3 separate regions of the Homo sapiens genome follow, and all the other regions are linked to region 1. A link is a loop called in an ENCODE intact Hi-C map of the cell type or tissue named here. Cell type or tissue: Caco-2. All regions are shown on one strand.

Evidence for each region. Hi-C counts contacts between places; a loop is a spot of excess contacts. Peaks named below come from ENCODE experiments on the same cell type or tissue, not always from the same donor. Only the 100,000 strongest peaks of a DNase experiment are listed, where the experiment ranks them.
Region 2: it touches region 1 in a loop (3-fold over the local background); 4 of 110 quality-filtered maps call a loop at or near these places.
Region 3: it touches region 1 in a loop (3-fold over the local background); 3 of 110 quality-filtered maps call a loop at or near these places.

Annotation. Positions count from the first base shown.
Region 1 is chr10:53,028,681-53,031,180 of GRCh38, reverse strand. It overlaps LINC02672 (long intergenic non-protein coding RNA 2672), which reads left to right and starts at 1,071. Exons shown (of 5, transcript NR_186378.1): 1 at 1,071-1,270. RefSeq lists an enhancer at 975-1,474. In Caco-2, no CTCF peak of the experiment used is centred here; DNase peaks (open chromatin) are centred at 990 and 1,540; H3K4me3 peaks cover 2,022 bases.
Region 2 is chr10:52,965,013-52,967,512 of GRCh38, reverse strand. It overlaps LOC105378308 (a long non-coding RNA gene), which reads left to right and starts at 2,213. Exons shown (of 4, transcript XR_945968.3): 1 at 2,213-2,500. RefSeq lists enhancers at 894-1,418, 1,171-1,520, 2,469-2,500. In Caco-2, no CTCF peak of the experiment used is centred here; DNase peaks (open chromatin) are centred at 1,262 and 1,910.
Region 3 is chr10:53,141,499-53,143,998 of GRCh38, reverse strand. No RefSeq gene overlaps it. Among named protein-coding and RNA genes, the nearest start is that of LINC02672, 110 kb to the right of the region's middle. In Caco-2, no CTCF peak of the experiment used is centred here; no DNase peak of the experiment used is centred here.

The DNA of each region.
Region 1 (2,500 bases):
CGCCCAACACCACGCCAGGCTAATTTTTGTATTTTTATTAGAGACAGGATTTCACCAGATTGCTCAGGCTGGCCTTGAACTCCTGACCTCAGGTGATCCATCCACCTTGGTGTCCGAAAGTGCTGGGGTTATAGACGTGAGCCACCGTGCCTAACCAGAAATTACTTTTAAAATTTGCATCCATCAAGGCTCCTACATTGTGTTGTAAAGTTCTACAGTTTGAAAATATATAGGGTTGTTTATACACCATTATATTATCATACAGATTAGCTTTACCACTCTAGAAAAAAAATCTCCTATGCTTCACCTATTCAGTCCACTGCCCCTCTCCTAGAACTCCTAGAAAAATACTAATCTTTTTACTATTTCTATAGTTTTGCCATTTCCAAAATGTCATAGTTTAATAGTAAAGTATGTAGCTTCTTCAGTCTGGCTTCAATATGCATTTATAATTTATTCACGTCTTTTTGTGGCCTATTTCCTCTTTTTATTGTTGAATCATAATCAACAGTATGGATGTGAGAGGAGGGGCCAGCTGGGCTTCCTGGGTTGAGTAAGGGCTCAGAAAGCTGTGAAACTCACTCATTTCCTGCATCAGGACTTACTTCAGTCCTGGATGAATAATACTGAAGATATATGCTTAAAATATTCCTAACACCAGGATTTGTGCATGTGTTTTCTTCCCCAAGAAAGCTATAAACAGTGAAAAATTTGCTGTAAGTTTCCCTGTGTCCTCTCTCCCTCTCTCCCTTCCCCCGCCCCTGAAACTAAAGTAAAAGGAATGTTAACTGCCTGTTTTTCTGTGACCAGTGGACCTTATCTATACTCCCAATTCCAATTCCTTGTAAACATACTTTGTAAACTCCTGTGAGATCCTGTCTCCTTTGCCATGCTGCTGTAAGGTCCTAAAGTAGATAAAACCTAAGTTGCAATTCCGGTTTTCCTCAAAATCTAAGACATGTCACAAAATAATTTACTGCCTTTGTTGATCTCGCTCCTGTAACAAGCTTCCTGCCTCACGTATCTCCCGCCTTAAAGAGTTTAAAAGGCAATCACCCAAAACCAACCGTGGCTACCCATTCAAGACTGTTTCCACACTGTGGAAGCTTTGTACTTTCACTCTGCTCAATAAAGCCTGCAGCTTTTTCTCACTCTCAGTCCATGTCTCTTTCACTCACTGTGGTCAGCTTCCACACCATTTCTTTGGTGTGGCTTGGCAAGAACCTCAGGTGTTACATCTTGGCGAGCCAGACAGGAGACTCCAGAAAAGGTATCTAGATCATCATGCAGTGAGTACAATTGGACCTCTTTCACTTGCTATTCTGTCCTGTCCTTCCTTAGAATTAGGAGGCTAAATACTGGGCACCTGTCTGCGACTTAAAGGTGAATAGCACAGCGACCAGACTAAAGACACAGGTGTCAAGGCTGTCTTGGAAAGGGTTCTCTGACAACCCCCGACCCTTTGGGGTCAGGAGCATTGGTTTGTCCGAAACCAGTTCTAACTCTTTTGCTTTTCATGGTGGTCCCGAAGTACACCTGGGAGTGATCAGCAGACGTCTTGGTCTCCCAGATATCTTGGTTGAGACCATGGCCCCGCCAGAGGCTCCCACTGCATGGATTACTGGGCGTGAGACAGCCACATCTGACTCCCGCTTCCTGGGCCCTATTGTCTGCCAGTTAAACTTCTTTCCTCACCTTGAAAGCAAAATTATTCCCTCTAGGCAGGATCAAGATTTCCTGTTTAGAAGTCTTAAATTCTTGGGGTGGTGCCCAGAAGATCCCTGTTCATGGTGCCCTCCAGGGTTTAGACAGGTGTCACCATTTGATGACTATTTTGAAGGGCCAGTTCCCCACCATAGTGTATGGTCCCCCACATCAGGACAATTTAAAGACAGGTCTGTAATTTTCATGTGGATAGTAGAAGCCTTAGGGCATTTTTTCCATTGCTCCCCAAATAAACTTTCCCGTTCCTTGGGGCCTCTCGAGTACAATCTGTGGTGCATAGGCACGGGTCTTAGAGCCATTGAATTGCTGTTTCAACCATTCAATAATTGGTATTGGATGGAAGAAAATATAGTCAGTTGGGACACAGGATACTAGTACCACCTTAAGAGAGGGGCTTACTCCTTTGATGGCAAGTGGAGACAGAGGGCTAAAGTACAGCAGCTGTTCTCTTGGTCCTGGCCTAGAGGACATCCACCACCACCTTTAAGCTAATTAAGCCTCCTGTCACTAATTCAGAGATTCCCATGGCCAGGCTCTCATAAATTGGGCCTTAGTATGCAAACATCAGTGGCACCCCAGACCCAGGACTTGCCACTCTGGAACAGGTAGGACACATTGGCAGAAGGACCACAATAAATCAAACAGTCCTTGTGCCCCATTTAGTGGTCAGTGGGTGCACGGCAGGGGCAAGGGAAGTTTCCATCCCACCGGTAAGCATGGTTAAATCCGGTAGATGGAGAGCTCAGGAAAAGTGGCCATGAGCTTTGAGCATAAA
Region 2 (2,500 bases), 64 kb after region 1:
CCTTTCTATTGATTCCAGGTCTTTAGGTAATAACTTAACTCTCAACCCATTGCAGGTCAGGAAATCTTTGAATCTACCTATGACCTGTAAGCACCTCAGAACCTGTGCTTCGAGTTGTCCCACCTTTCTGGGCTGAACCAATATATACCTCACATGTATTGATTGGTGAATTACATCTCTCTAAAATGTATAAAACCAAGCTGTAACCCAACCATTTTGGGCACATGGTGTCAGGAGCTCTTGAGACTGTGCCTTGGCCCGTGGTCACTCACATTTATCTCAGAATAAACCTCTTTAAATATTTTACAAAGTTTGGCTTTTTTCATCAACATTTCTCACACAGACTTACACCCACTTTAAGACTTGCCTGTGGTTTCCTCTCATCAGTTTCATCAGGAAATCAATCACCTGCCTCTGCTTTTCTCCCTCTCTCTGCCCTATTTCAGCTTTCTCTCTCAGTCCATCTCTAGCATCTTTTGGTTCATTTTATGACTTTAATTGTGGCTTCTTAGTGTTAGATCTAGTACTACATCTGCAGATAGGTAAGAGGGAGCTATATATTTTGAAGTGACAGCTAAAAGGAAAGCCAGCATCTTTCACCACCACATCTCTTCAAAATCTTAGAAAATTTCCATAATTTCCAATTAAGCCTGCTTTCCTCAAGCTCTTGCACTTATGAAAATTAAATTATTTAACTTTATAGTATTGTTCTATTCTACTTCAACATGTTAAATATTTTATTTCAAATGAGTATGCTATTGCAGCTATATTATATAGTAAACAATCATATTTAGACTAGTGAACACCCATAATCATTGATGAGATTTCATTTGCATATATTCAGATTCTTTCTGATAAAACAAATTTTAGCAAGTTAGTGGTAGGGACCAAGGAAAAATATCCATGTCCCCCTCTGCAGTTTTGCTGACAACCAGTTGACAAAAGGCAAATTAATAGGGGAAAAGGCATACAAAATTTATTTTAATGTGCATTGCATGGGGAGAATCACAGGGTAAGATAATGATTACCCAATAAGCAAATGGAGTATAAAAGCTTATATACCCTTCCTCATAGGGGATGGAAGATGGGGAATGTAGACAACTCTTTGAGGAGCAGTGAATGATTATTAGGGACAATGAGTAGGCCCAGGGTACAGAAATTAACTTGTAAATGATTCTCTTTGAAATTCGAATGAGCCTGAGAGGCAGGCACTATCTTGTAACAGGTCCATCCAGGTGTGGTTGTATTCCTCAGTTGTCTGAGATAGATAATGAGATTTCAGGGAGGACAAGGAAGGCAATTGTGTTTGTTCTGGGGGATTTCCAGGTAGAAAAGGGAACTGAAGAGAACAGCCTCATTCTGTGCTTTGAAAGAGACAAAGGGTTAAGAGAAGGGGAAGTAATCCGAGAGACCTGAAGTTGCCAGTTTCGTTCAGCCATATTGATGGCAGCAGCAGCCTATCTGGAGGAGCTGCTGTGAAGAGGCTGGCTGCAGCCAGTGAGCTGCGGCTGGGTCGTGTGCTCTGGGTCCAGAGGGAGCCAGGAAGAGGCAGGAGCCCTGCCCCCTTACCGAGTTGACAGGGCAGGAGCCCCATGCTCCCACGCCAGCCACAACCACCCAGCCATGTCTCCAGACCTCAGCATCCCTGTTTTCTCCGGGGCCCAGGAAGCCCCCCAGCCCCTGCAAGCTCAAAAGTGCCTGCTCCCACTCCCCGGCCTCTCCCTGCTCCCAGTGTCCACTTTGATTTTGGAGCAAAGTTGTGGTCAAGTCCGGGCACTGTTGCAAGCTTGCTGAGTGTGTGCATGCTCAGGGCAGTGCTGACACAGCAGCCCCCCTTGCCACCTGGGCCCCCACAGGACTTTGGTCACTGACTAGTGCAGAAGGGAGGCCTGGGGGCACTAAGGGCAGCTCTGCATGGGGCTGCAGGTGTCCCTTGGTGCAAACAGCCTGGGTGCCATGAATGGCATGTTTATAGCTGGAGGCAGACAGGTTCCTGGGTGGAAAGGGGCGGGTCCCTGGTGAAACCCCACTTTCAAGCCAGGGCCAGCCTGAAGCCTGTGGGCTGGACTGCTAGTTCTGGGTGAAATCTGTGACCTGGACTGAGAAATTATGGTGCTTTTTCTGGGCCCACCCATGGCTACCCATGGACCAATCAGCACACACTTTCTCCCTTCTGAGCCCATAAAAAGAACAGACTGAGTCAGACTCAGACAGATGTGAGGACCACCAGATGCGGGAAAGAACTACCCACTTCAGGTCTCTTTGACTCACCAGGACTACCAGCAGCAGGAGGGAGCTACCCATGTCGGGTCTCCTTGACTCATCAGGACAACCTGCCTATGGAAAGGAGCTATCCACTGTCAGTCTCCTCTGCTGAGAGCTGGACACTCGGGATGACATGCCTGCGGTACCCACTTTGGGTCTCCTGAGAGCTGTCGCTCAATGAAGCTTCTCTCCACCTTACTCACTCTCCAGTTGTCTGTGTACGTCATTCTTCCTG
Region 3 (2,500 bases), 110 kb before region 1:
GAAAGAAAATTTATTTTAAATTGCCAACTTTACAAATGCATGAACCTCTTAGGCAAGAAATGTTATTGTATTAGTAACATTGTTAGTACTTTTACCATTTCCTGATATATTATCCTAATTTTCAGGCTTCTTGTAAAGCATAAAATGAAGCGACTTTGGGGCAAAAGAAAGCAGAGCAAAATTTCCCTTACGGCGTTAAAGTTATTGCAAATAAGTTGTGTGGCTCATTTTTTATAATTGTTTAATTAAATTACTTTTGGATCTCATTTTTCCATAGACAGGAATATGAAAGGCCAAAATATGCCCTAGCTTATATCAGGAATCACCCTGATTATAGATATCCATCCCTACCTACCCTGTTATTAGTAGCTAATAGCTTTTTGTGTTGCAAAGCAAGTATATTAACTATTGACCAACTGGTAATTTTTGGATGAAAAGAACCCTATGCAATTATTGAATAGTATTATAATATTTTGCACCCACTCATCAAATTTGTGTTCTAGTGTCAAGTGATAAAATTTGGAGAAGAGATCTCATTGGGTATATCTAAATCAAAGGAGCTAGGGATTGAGCCTAGGTAGTGAGCCTTCCTTGTACTGTCTGTAAAATTGAAAGAGCATTTGAATCTGTTCTCGGGCTCTACTTCTGTGTGAGTTTGCTTTCAAAATTTAGCTCCTACAAAAGGTACCATAGTGCTGTTCATGTAGAAATCGTAATCTTCATTTCTATGTATGTGATGTTAAAGAGTTATAAACTCCATTGTTAGCAAAAGAATATGAGTACAAAACCAATAGTGGGTTTGGTTGCATGTTTTAGCAAAATCATGAGCAAACTGAAATCAGGTGTGCAATTTAAACCACGGTATGACTGAGGGTTCACAAAGCAAATTAAGGATAGGATCTTTATAGCTATCATAGTTAAAAAATAACAGGTGTCTATTAACATGCTAAAACCATAAGTCAACACAGAAGAAAGATAAATTTACAAATCTAGAAGATAAGCCTTACAAATCATTGTGTTTGGTCATCTGGATCTTGTTTTGTCAGTATTGGGTGGATGCTATCTACCCCATGCCATTGTCCACTTGATTTTAAGATCTCAACTGAATGATTGCCTGATACTTGAGTATTCCTAAGAATCCTTCACTTGAAGTTTCTGGCTGCAAAACTTTTCCAGAGATATGAGAGTTGCATGTATCCTTAATTAAGACCCCCCTTGGAGTTTTACTGCTATGCCAATTGTTAACAGTATCCAATAAAGTTTTTTCCTCTGGAGTTTTAGGGTCATCATTAAATGATTTCCAGACATAAGGAAATGACATTAATCTCTACCATTAGACTAGCTGCCTTGTTTGAGACATTTGCAGTATTTGACTATGGCTGCTTGTAAAATGTTATAGTTCAAAATTTGAGATAACATTCCTAAGCACAGGGGCTCATTTGTCATTAACTCATAATGGGGAAGATGATAAACCGCAGAAGGAATTGATCACTTTTTCTTTAAAGCCAGTGATAAGACTCAGGCAATGAAAATTCAGGTGGCCCAGGTAAAATATGTGTTGAACGAGTTGTTTTGTCTTACTCTACAATTTATTTTCTCTTATGAGCTTTTCTTTCTAATTGCACAGCTTCTGCTATCTAGTGTAGAGAAGCTTTTTCCAAAGTTTCTCAGAACTAGTTAATAGGAGGAGCAGGTTGCATAAACAAACATATTAAGTAACTACTACATTAAAGATGAAAAAGTTAATTTTCTCTGGGATATTTTGTAAATTAAAATATTCCAAATTTCATGGAGATTATTAATTAGGGAAGAGTAAAAGTGTTTCTGAAATGTATTTGACCATAAAGTATTATATTTCATGAAGAATCCTAGGGGATATATAGATCATGAAAAAGAGAGGAAAATAGTTCTATGGTTTCATCTGCTATAACCCATCCTCAACTTACCCATCATTCAAGACTGGCTTAAGACATCTACAAAGTTCTTGTGAGATTATTTTGGTCGACATCGACTTCTCTCTGAAATCATTTGCCAATATCACTTGGTTTGTTCATTTTCTTGTAATGAAGAATTAATTCAAAAGAATAAGCCTTTTTCCACTGATTGTAAATTCCTTGATTATGTTGTATGGTTTAAGATTGTACTCACTAATCTGGATGCATATGGCATAGCATTCCATCTCTGTTCACAGACTGTCTTCTAGAGCAGAAGTCTCCAACCTTTTTGGCATGAAGGACTGGTTTTGTGGAAGACAATTTTTCCACGAACAACTACATTGGGGAGATGGTTTTAGGATGAAACTGTTCTACCTCAGATCATAAGGAACGTGCAACCTAGATCACTCACATACACAGCTGACAACAGGGTTTACACTCCTATGAGAATCTAATGCCACCACTGATCTGACAGGAGGCAGAACTCAGGTGGTAATGCTCACCCACTGCTTACCTCCTCCTGTGTGGTCTTGTTCCTAATGCTACCGCTCTGTGGCCTGAGGGTT